Linked DNA regions of Mus musculus: region 2 is linked to region 1. Evidence: chromatin contacts called from ENCODE Hi-C or POLR2A ChIA-PET data. All regions are on one chromosome and are shown on one strand. Each heading gives the region's core, a stretch centred on a gene start or an enhancer-like site at or near the end of the contact. The rest is flanking DNA. Distances are from core to core; before and after follow the strand shown.

The links. Hi-C counts contacts between places; a loop is a spot of excess contacts on that map. ChIA-PET counts read pairs that join two places held with the same protein, here RNA polymerase II (POLR2A).
Region 2: a loop to region 1 is called in a map of Patski, with 309 times the contacts of the local background. The contact joins the promoter of Fam222b here to the promoter of Trpv2 in region 1. A Hi-C loop is called at or near these places in 1 of 37 maps with a recorded cell type or tissue (Patski). POLR2A ChIA-PET finds 5 or more read pairs at or near these places in 1 of 5 experiments (Patski).

Annotation. Positions count from the first base shown.
Region 1 is chr11:62,573,345-62,577,592 of GRCm38, reverse strand. It overlaps Trpv2 (transient receptor potential cation channel, subfamily V, member 2), which reads right to left and starts at 1,966. Exons shown (of 15, transcript NM_001382489.1): 1 at 1,468-1,966.
Region 2 is chr11:78,092,462-78,096,709 of GRCm38, reverse strand. It overlaps Fam222b (family with sequence similarity 222, member B), which reads right to left and starts at 2,020. Exons shown (of 3, transcript NM_145430.3): 1 at 1,919-2,020.

The DNA of each region.
Region 1 (4,248 bases), core at 717-3,216:
ACCTACATACACAAAAAAATAAAAATAAAAATAAAAATAAAAGAGAGCCATGCCTGGTGGTGCACGCCTTTAAACCCAGCGTTCAGGAGGCAGAGGCCAGCCAGGTCTACATAGTGAGTTCCAGGACCAAGGCTACATAATGAGACCCTGCCTCAAAAAACAAAAACAAAAACAAAAACAAAACAAAAAAAACAACAAAAACAAAACAAAACAACAACAACAGAAGGGGTGTGTATGTGTAGGAAGGAGAGTGGGAAACTGTTAGCTTTCCAAGAGGGAAAATCAGCGGTGAAGGAGAGAGGCAGTGTCAGGAAGATGTGCTGGGAGCAGGGACCTGACAGAGTTGTCACTTTGATATTATCTCACAGGAAGTCAGGACTGTCTTTATCCCCCTTGGGAATTTCTGATGTTCAAGAAGACTCAAATCCTATTTAGGGGTGAGAATGCTTGTGTTCACAACCCCACCCATTCTCTACCTGATATCAAGCCCAGTGCCCAATGGTACAGACAGATAAAACTTCAGTTGTTTGGCCAGCACAGGCCACGAAACCCTTAATGTAGAGAGGGAGCGATCCAGGGAACTACTGGTCTATCAGACCCTTCCTTTTGCTGCCAGAACAACCGCGACTCAGAAAAGAGAAGTGAGTTGCCACCTCGCTTCGTGTCCTGATGGTCCTCTTCAGTTCTCAGAACCCAATTACGTTCGTTTCCAGTCTGACTCATATCTGAGGGTATAAGACACCACCTCCGAAGGGGCTTTAGAGCTGGCAAGCGCTATCTGCCTTCCCACCTCAAACTGCACACTGGGTCTGGGGTTAGCTGACAGCTAACCTCACCCTCAACAGAAACAGCAACCACAGCCTCCATCACGTGGCCGGGGCTGGGACCTAGTTAGAGCTGGGGAGCCTCTGTCTTCCTCAGAGTTCAGAAACCGGAAGGAAAGAATCAGAGCCGGTCAGAAGACAGTGGGGGTAGGAAAAAGGGGCAGGGAACAGGTTGGTAGAAATAAGGGACAGAAAAAAACAGGGCCAAGAGAGGAAGCGGTAGTGTGGCCCCGGCCCACTCTCAATTTGTTACAGGATCCCAGTACACTCAGAGAACTGGGTGGGGCATTTTCCACAATAGCCAGGGGGCCTGACTGAGGTTTCACTTCTCTGCCCACCTTAGTAGGACATGGGCATCCTCCTTTTGCGCAGTCTAGCTTCCACCCTCAAGCAAATCCTGGCAGACGCTGCGTCTGACATCATTCCCAACCCCCAGCAGCAACAACTGTCTTCCAGAGGCTGTCTACCTTACCTCCTGGGATCCCCATTCTGGCAGCAGAGAAAGAGGCCTGGAGGTTCAGGGAGCCAGATCCCACGCAGACCCTTATTCCAAGATGGAGATGCCGGGAGACCAATCCAATCATTCACTGTCATACTTCCAGACGCAACCCCTAGGACATCCTGAAATAGCCCATCGACTTACCCCTCAGGCTGAAGTCAAGGCGTAGCGGCAGCAGACTACAAGCCAGGATCACCAAGCCTAGCGGGACTCTCCAGCAGCGGGGATTGAGAGAGGAAGTGCCGCGGAAGCCTCCGTAGCTGGCCGTAGCTTTCTCTGTATCGTCCACCCTCCACCTGTTCGTCGCACACAGTGGATAGTGCGGGCTTAACGCCAACCTGTCAAGGACCAGTGACTGGCCACTGGGCTGATCATCAGGACCACTGGCCACACCCTGCTTTCGCGAGACACGCCCTGCTCCTCCATCGGTGCACTTCCACCCACAACTGTAGCCAGAGAAGCCCCTGGGGCAGTCAGAGGAAGTTCTGGGGTGGTGGGACCTAGGCTTGGGTGGAAGCTGGCACAGGTGTGGGATTCATGCCCTAAAACACTGACGCCCACCCCTCCTGATTCTTAACACCGTGTGCCCTCCCCCGGCCATTTGGTTCATCACTGTCCGACCCAAGGGAGAGAAGAATGGGATAGCCCCAGAGAGAGAAGAGGTTCAGTCTAGCATTTGCCCCAGAGAATGCAGCCCAACCCATCCAGCCATTATTTCCATCTAAGGAAGATTCGCTCAGCGTCCTGACCCCAGGGATCCCCCGAGTATCCATTTACAAGGGCACTTCCAGAAACAGCCAGCAGGTGGCAACCGTGTGGCCAACAGGAATGGCTGAAATTGTACAGCCCCGGCACTGCCAGGGAGAACAAGGACCAGCTCTCCCTCTCTTTTTCGCCGGAAGACCTCTGTCCTTGCTCCACATCCCAAATTTTGTTTGATTGGTCCAAAGCACTAATTTCTCTCCCGTGAGAATGTTCTACCAAACCGGTCCCCCTGCTTCTCCGCTGCTACACTCATACGTCACACCCCATTCTTATACCAACTAAGGTGGTCTGCTAAAAATATAAACCAGGGGCCAGCGTTTAGCTTTAATGGTAGACTTAGTGGCATATGTAAGGCCCTGTGTTTGACCCCCAGTATCAGTAATCAAAGAAAAACTAAATAACAAAAATTAATTAATTAATGTCACCCCCACCTCCAAGCCACTTTTTCATAGCACTAAAAATAAAACCCAAACTTCATACAACAACCTCATGCAGCCCAGAGGCCCGCCCCAGTCATGTCACCTTCACCATGCTACACTCCAGACCTGTACCGTCCAGTATGGCAGTCATTAGCCACGGCAGCTATTTAGATTTTAGTTTGGTTTACACTTTTACCTGCGGCAAGGACTTGATATGAAACCAACTGTGGCAATCCTCCTGCCTCTCTCTCTACAGTGCTGGTGTTATAACTGTGCCTCCATGGTTGGTCATCTTTCAGATGAGTCCACTGTAAGGCAAAACTCAGCAAATACTAGCTGGCATGGCCCTCCACTCTTCCCAAATATGTCCTGTTTTCTCTGTAGTACAAGCTGTCTCACCTGCTAGGAGCAACAAGCAACACACACACACACACACACACACATATACGCACACACACAGTAGCATCGCCATCATGGCCACATACCTTAGTTCTAAGCATCTTCTGCTTGTGTTTGTGTTTCTTTGTTGGTTTTATAGTGCTTGAACATGGGCATGCCAGGCCAGCCTCTACCACAGCTTCCTGCTCTATTTTCTGTTTAAACATCACTTCCTCTCAGTAGAGCTAGACCAGCTAGACCCTAAACTGGGGGGAGGGGCCCTAGAAACGTACTCCTAAGACACCTGCCTTGCCCCTGGCAGAGGCTGATTTGTACTGTGCTGCCTGCCCCCTATAATAACATACTTAGCCATCCACTGTTGCTCAAATGTGCTTAGGACTGCAAGTGCAGAGTAATGCCAGCACTTCTGTTTAGCTGGGCGAGGCCCCAAGAGGTGACTCCTTGCAGCAGGAACCAAGCCACGTATATGCATTTAAGCAATCAACTTCATAAATGTTTAAATCTATGCTTAAAATTTCCTTTAACAAACTCTGTTTTTTTTAAGCAGTTACTTCATATTAGCTTTTTTTTTTTTTTTTTTTTTTTTTTTTTTTTTTTTTTTCTATGAAGACAAGGCTCCAACTTCTCCTGAGTGAGGTGAAGCCTCTGAAAGAGAATTCTTGAAGCAACTGAGGGCAGCAGAATGGGAAATAGAATTTTTTTTATTAGGTATTTTCCTCGTTTACATTTTCAATGCTATCCCAAAGGTCCCCCATACCCACCCACCCCCAATCCCCTACCCACCCACTCCCCCTTTTTGGCCCTGGCGTTCCCCTGTACTGGGGCATATAAAGTTTGCAAGTCCAATGGGCCTCTCTTTGCAGTGATGGCTTACTAGGCCATCTTTTGATACATATACAGCTAGAGTCAAGAGCTCCGGGGTACTGGTTAGTTCATATTGTTGTTCCACCTATAGGGTTGCAGTTCCCTTGGAAATAGAATTTTTTAAATCTTTTTTTTTTTCAAGGCAGGGTTTCTCTGTGTAGCCCTGGATGTCCTGGAACTCACTCTGTAGACCAGGCTGGACTCGAACTCAGAAATCCGCCTGCCTCTGCCTCTCAAGTGCTGGGATTAAAGGAGTGTGCCACCACTGCCTGGTGAATTTTTTAAATCTTAATGCTGTGGCTTTATGTTTAAAATAAAGCCAGTAAGATGACTCATCAGGAAAGGGCATTGGTCATGCAAGCTTGGTGACCTGAATTTGGTCCCTAGAACCTATGTAAAGTTGGAAGGACAGACTTGACTCCACAAAGTTGTCCTGTAACACAACCACACATGCATCATGTAAATATAAATGCACGAT
Region 2 (4,248 bases), core at 771-3,270, about 16 Mb before region 1:
TGTTCTTTTTCCTACAAAATAAAGAAGGCAGATCGGCTAGAGCTGGAGTTAACGATGATGGTGAACCATCATGTAAGTGCTAAAAATGGAACCTAGGCCCTCTTTAAGAGCAGCAAGTGCTCTAAACCACTGAGCCATCTCTCTAGGCTCCAAATAAACAAATTTTTAAAAATATAATAAGAGAAATCAGGGTTCAGGACAGCCAGGGCTACACAGAGAAACCTTGTCTTAAAAAAGAAGGAGGAGGAGAAGAAGAGAAAGAGGAAGAAGCAGCAGCAGCAGCAGCAGCAGCAGCAGCAACAGAAGAAGAAGAAGAAGAAGAAGAAGAAGAAGAAGAAGAAGAAGAAGAAGAGGAGGAGGAGGAGGAGGAGGAGGAGGAGGAGGAGGAGGAGGTAGCAGCAGCTGCCGACAGGGTAGGGAGGAGGTATGGGATGGGGAACCATCAGAGGATGGATCAGGAGGGGGATAAAATCTGGAGTGTAGAAAATGGACTAAATAATAATAATGATAATGATAATAATAATAATAGAAGCCTATTCTGGGCTTGATGATGGAAAACTGTAATCCCAGTTACTTTTAGGAGGCTGTGGCAGGGGTACTGAAAATTCAAGGGCAGCCTAGGTAATGTAGTGGCACCGTCTCAATTAAAACAAAACAAAACAAAATGGGCTGGTGATAGGGCACTTGCCTAGCACACTCAAAACCCAGGCTCAGGTTCCAGCATCAAGTAGAGGCTGGGGAGATAAATGGCTCAGTTAATAAACTGCTTGGCACACAAGCATTAACAGAGGAGCCCTCCCGAATCTCAGCCAGGTACGCCTATAACCCCAGCTACTGGGGAAACAGAGGCAAGACTGTTAATTCAAACTCAACTAGTGCTTGAATTCAAGACCAGCATAAGCAAGTTAGTGAAACTTAGTCTCAAAATAAAAAGCAAAAGGAAGGCTGAGAACATAGCTCAGTGCTTCAGGCTGTATTTGCTTCCTCTTGGGTCAGAAGCTGCATACCATGTAAAAAGGCACAGGAGTAGGGTACTTTTCCTATTCAATTTGACAGAGAATTTGTCACACCACGGAAGAAAGTGCTATTTCTACAGATGATCTGCTGTACTTATGCAGGGTGCACATATTTTTGTCTACTGAGGTTTTACAAATATGCTTTGTTTTGATGGAGAAATCAGTTACTCCATTAATAACCATAGAGTCTAAAATCTGATCGTATTGCTGGTACATACTAGCATCCGTATAGTATTTCCAATCTATAGGTTTCATAAGCTCTCTCAACCAATATATGAAGCTTACAAAAGCCCAGCATTTAATGCTGGATCTTCCAGAGAACCAGAAAGGTTAAGTGGGTCCTATCCAAGGTTATCGATCAGGTTTATCTGTGCTGGACTTGGTTCCAAACCTGACTCCATGTCCTTAGCTCTTTAACCTAGATTCCTCCTGAATTTAAACAGAGCTTCCGACTCCCAAGCTTTACCCAGGGCACATCATAACTCCAGTGACCAGTCCTTCTCTGACTGGTTCAGAGTGGACTTCTTCAGCTCCAGCACGGCTTTTATTTTCCACCACCCTTCCCCCCCAGCAACCATTCTCTGAAAGAAGCGGAAAGGGAGAGGCGACCCAAAGCTCCTGGGGGAAGGGATGATGACAAACCAGACAGCGCGAGGCACTGGTCCTGCCGTGTGCGCCCTCACTCCACGAAACGCAACCCCTTCCCTCCGCCAAGCTGTCCAGCTCTGGGACTCATGACCTAATCATCCATGCTCCAAATGCTCCACCATCATCACCTCAAACTATCCCTCCCCCACGACCTCCGTCCCCGACAAGTAGAAGCCACCCCGCTAGTCAGGGTGTCCTTCCACCACGCCATATCTGCATTCCTTAGAGTCCACTACCCTTAAACCACCACTCACTGTCGGTGACTGGGCCCGGCCCTCATGGCTGCTCCGTTGTCGCCGGTCGCCGCCACTGCTGCTCCACGCCCCAGCCTCTCAATCACAGCCGCCGTCCGGACTGGCCGGGAGCTGCTTCTGCGCCTGCGCAGCCCGGATTGCCCGGGGCCCTCTCCGGCAGTCAGCGCCTGCGCACCTCGCTCCGGGGACGTCTTTATCATTGCCTGATGTCCTGCTTCTCTGGGTCTCAAGTGGGCATGGCCGCTCGCTGGCCTTGGATATTTTAGGTCTTAGGGAATGTGGCTACTGAGCCTTCCTTTTAGGCCTCTAGAATATCTTGCCTAAATTACTAAAGTCTTGAATTGAGATTTATCCCACCAGAATTCTGGATCCTGCCTGCACTTAAAGACCAAATCTTTTAGGCGTGGAAGAAATTGCAGACTCGTTCCCTACTGTACATCTCTGACTACGGAGTCAGATCTTTTTGCAAACCGATAAAGAAGACCTTTATCCCTGTGTAGTAGTAGCACGTACCCAACAGTACTTGAAATATTAATACTTACGATTATGAGCGACTGGACGGACATCGATCCTAGTAGCCAAACTTCAGTCCTCTGCATCAGCAGCGAGTGCTCATAGTCGCTGAACATTTCTCCAGCCCCTATACAACTATATTTTTTTTTAAAGATTTATTTATTTATTATATGTAAGTACACTGTAGCTGTCTTCAGACACTCCAGAAGAGGGCGTCAGATCTTGTTACAGATGGTTGTGAGCCACCATGTGGTTGCTGGGATTTGAACTCTGGACCTTCGGAAGAACAGTCGGGTGCTCTTACCCACTGAGCCATCTCACCAGCCCATACAACTATATTTAATGGAACTCTTAAGTGTTTAATAAACTAACACCCGGACGGAATGGAGCACTCCATGAATCTTTGCAGAGGCAGGAGGATTTCTGTGAGTTTGAGGCTCTCCTGATCTACAGATGAAGTTCTAGGATATCCAGAGCTACATTTTTAAAAGAATTTGGGCTCTGGAGAGATGGCTCAGTGGTTAAGAGCACTGACTGCTCTTCCAGAGGTCCTGAGTTCAAATCCCAGCAACCACGTGGTAGCTCACAACCATCTGTAATGGGATCCAACACTCTCTTCTGGTGTGTCTGAGGACAGCTATAGTGTACTCATAAAATAAATAAATCAATCTTAAAAAAAAAAAAAAGAAATTGGTGTTACTTCTTTCTGTCTTTTTTTTTTTTTTTTTTTTTCAGAGAAGTACCCAGGAACCCGAAGGGTTTTCATGAAATGCTTACAAATGTATTAATACTGAGGTGATGATGACAACTTTGGCTATATAAGACAGAATCTCACTAGTATCCCAGACTGGTCTTGAATCCCATATGTAGTCCATGGTGGCCTTGAATTTGTGATCCTCCTGCCTCAGCCTCCTGAATAACAACATTACAGGCCTGAGCTACATTCCTGTCAGAGGCTTCTGTCTTTTAAAAATGTAAGTTGGTTGCTACAAATTGCTATGAACTAATTGGTATCTAATACAGTATACACAGGTGCAAATTTAATGAGTGAGTTGCCTCCTAACTGGTCTGGGATAGAGGGACTCAAATTTAATTAGGGTTGCTCACATAAGCCTTGGGGACTTGCTGATTACAGGAGTATGGTCAACTTACCAGTGGCTGGACAAAATGTGTCTCAGTTTCTTTCTTTTTCTTTTTCATTTTTCTCTTTTATTTTTTCTTTTGTCTTTAAAATGTCTTCCAGAGGCTGCAGAACTGGCTCAGTGTTTTAGAGCCCTTGTTACTATTCCTAGCACCTACACAGTGGTTCACAAACATCCAAAACTCCACTTCCAGATGTCCACTTCTGACCTCCTCAAGCAAAGCACCAGGCACACATATGGAGCACATACATACACACAGGCAAAACACTCATACACATAAAATAAAATCTGAAAATATCTTCCACATAACTATAAGCATTCCTCCAATATTTTCTGCATGTTTTTTTTAATATTTGTTTTATATGTGTTAGGTTTCAATCCTAGGACAATTAGCTGAAGTGCCTATTTAACATATCAAAGCAGATGCTGGCCTCCAGATTCTCCCTTTAATCACTCAGTCCCCCCTACCTGTTACTGAGCCCTCCTGGCTGGCATACCCTGCCCTCCACCCTGAACTCTCCAGCCCAGGAAAGCCCACTTGCTTGCTTGCTCTCTCTCTCTCTCTCTCTCTCTCTCTCCCTCTCTCTCTCTTCCTTCCTTCCTTCCTTCCTTTTCTTTTTGATTCACTAAGTACGGACACTTTGTCTGCATGTATATCTGTGTGTGTACCATGTG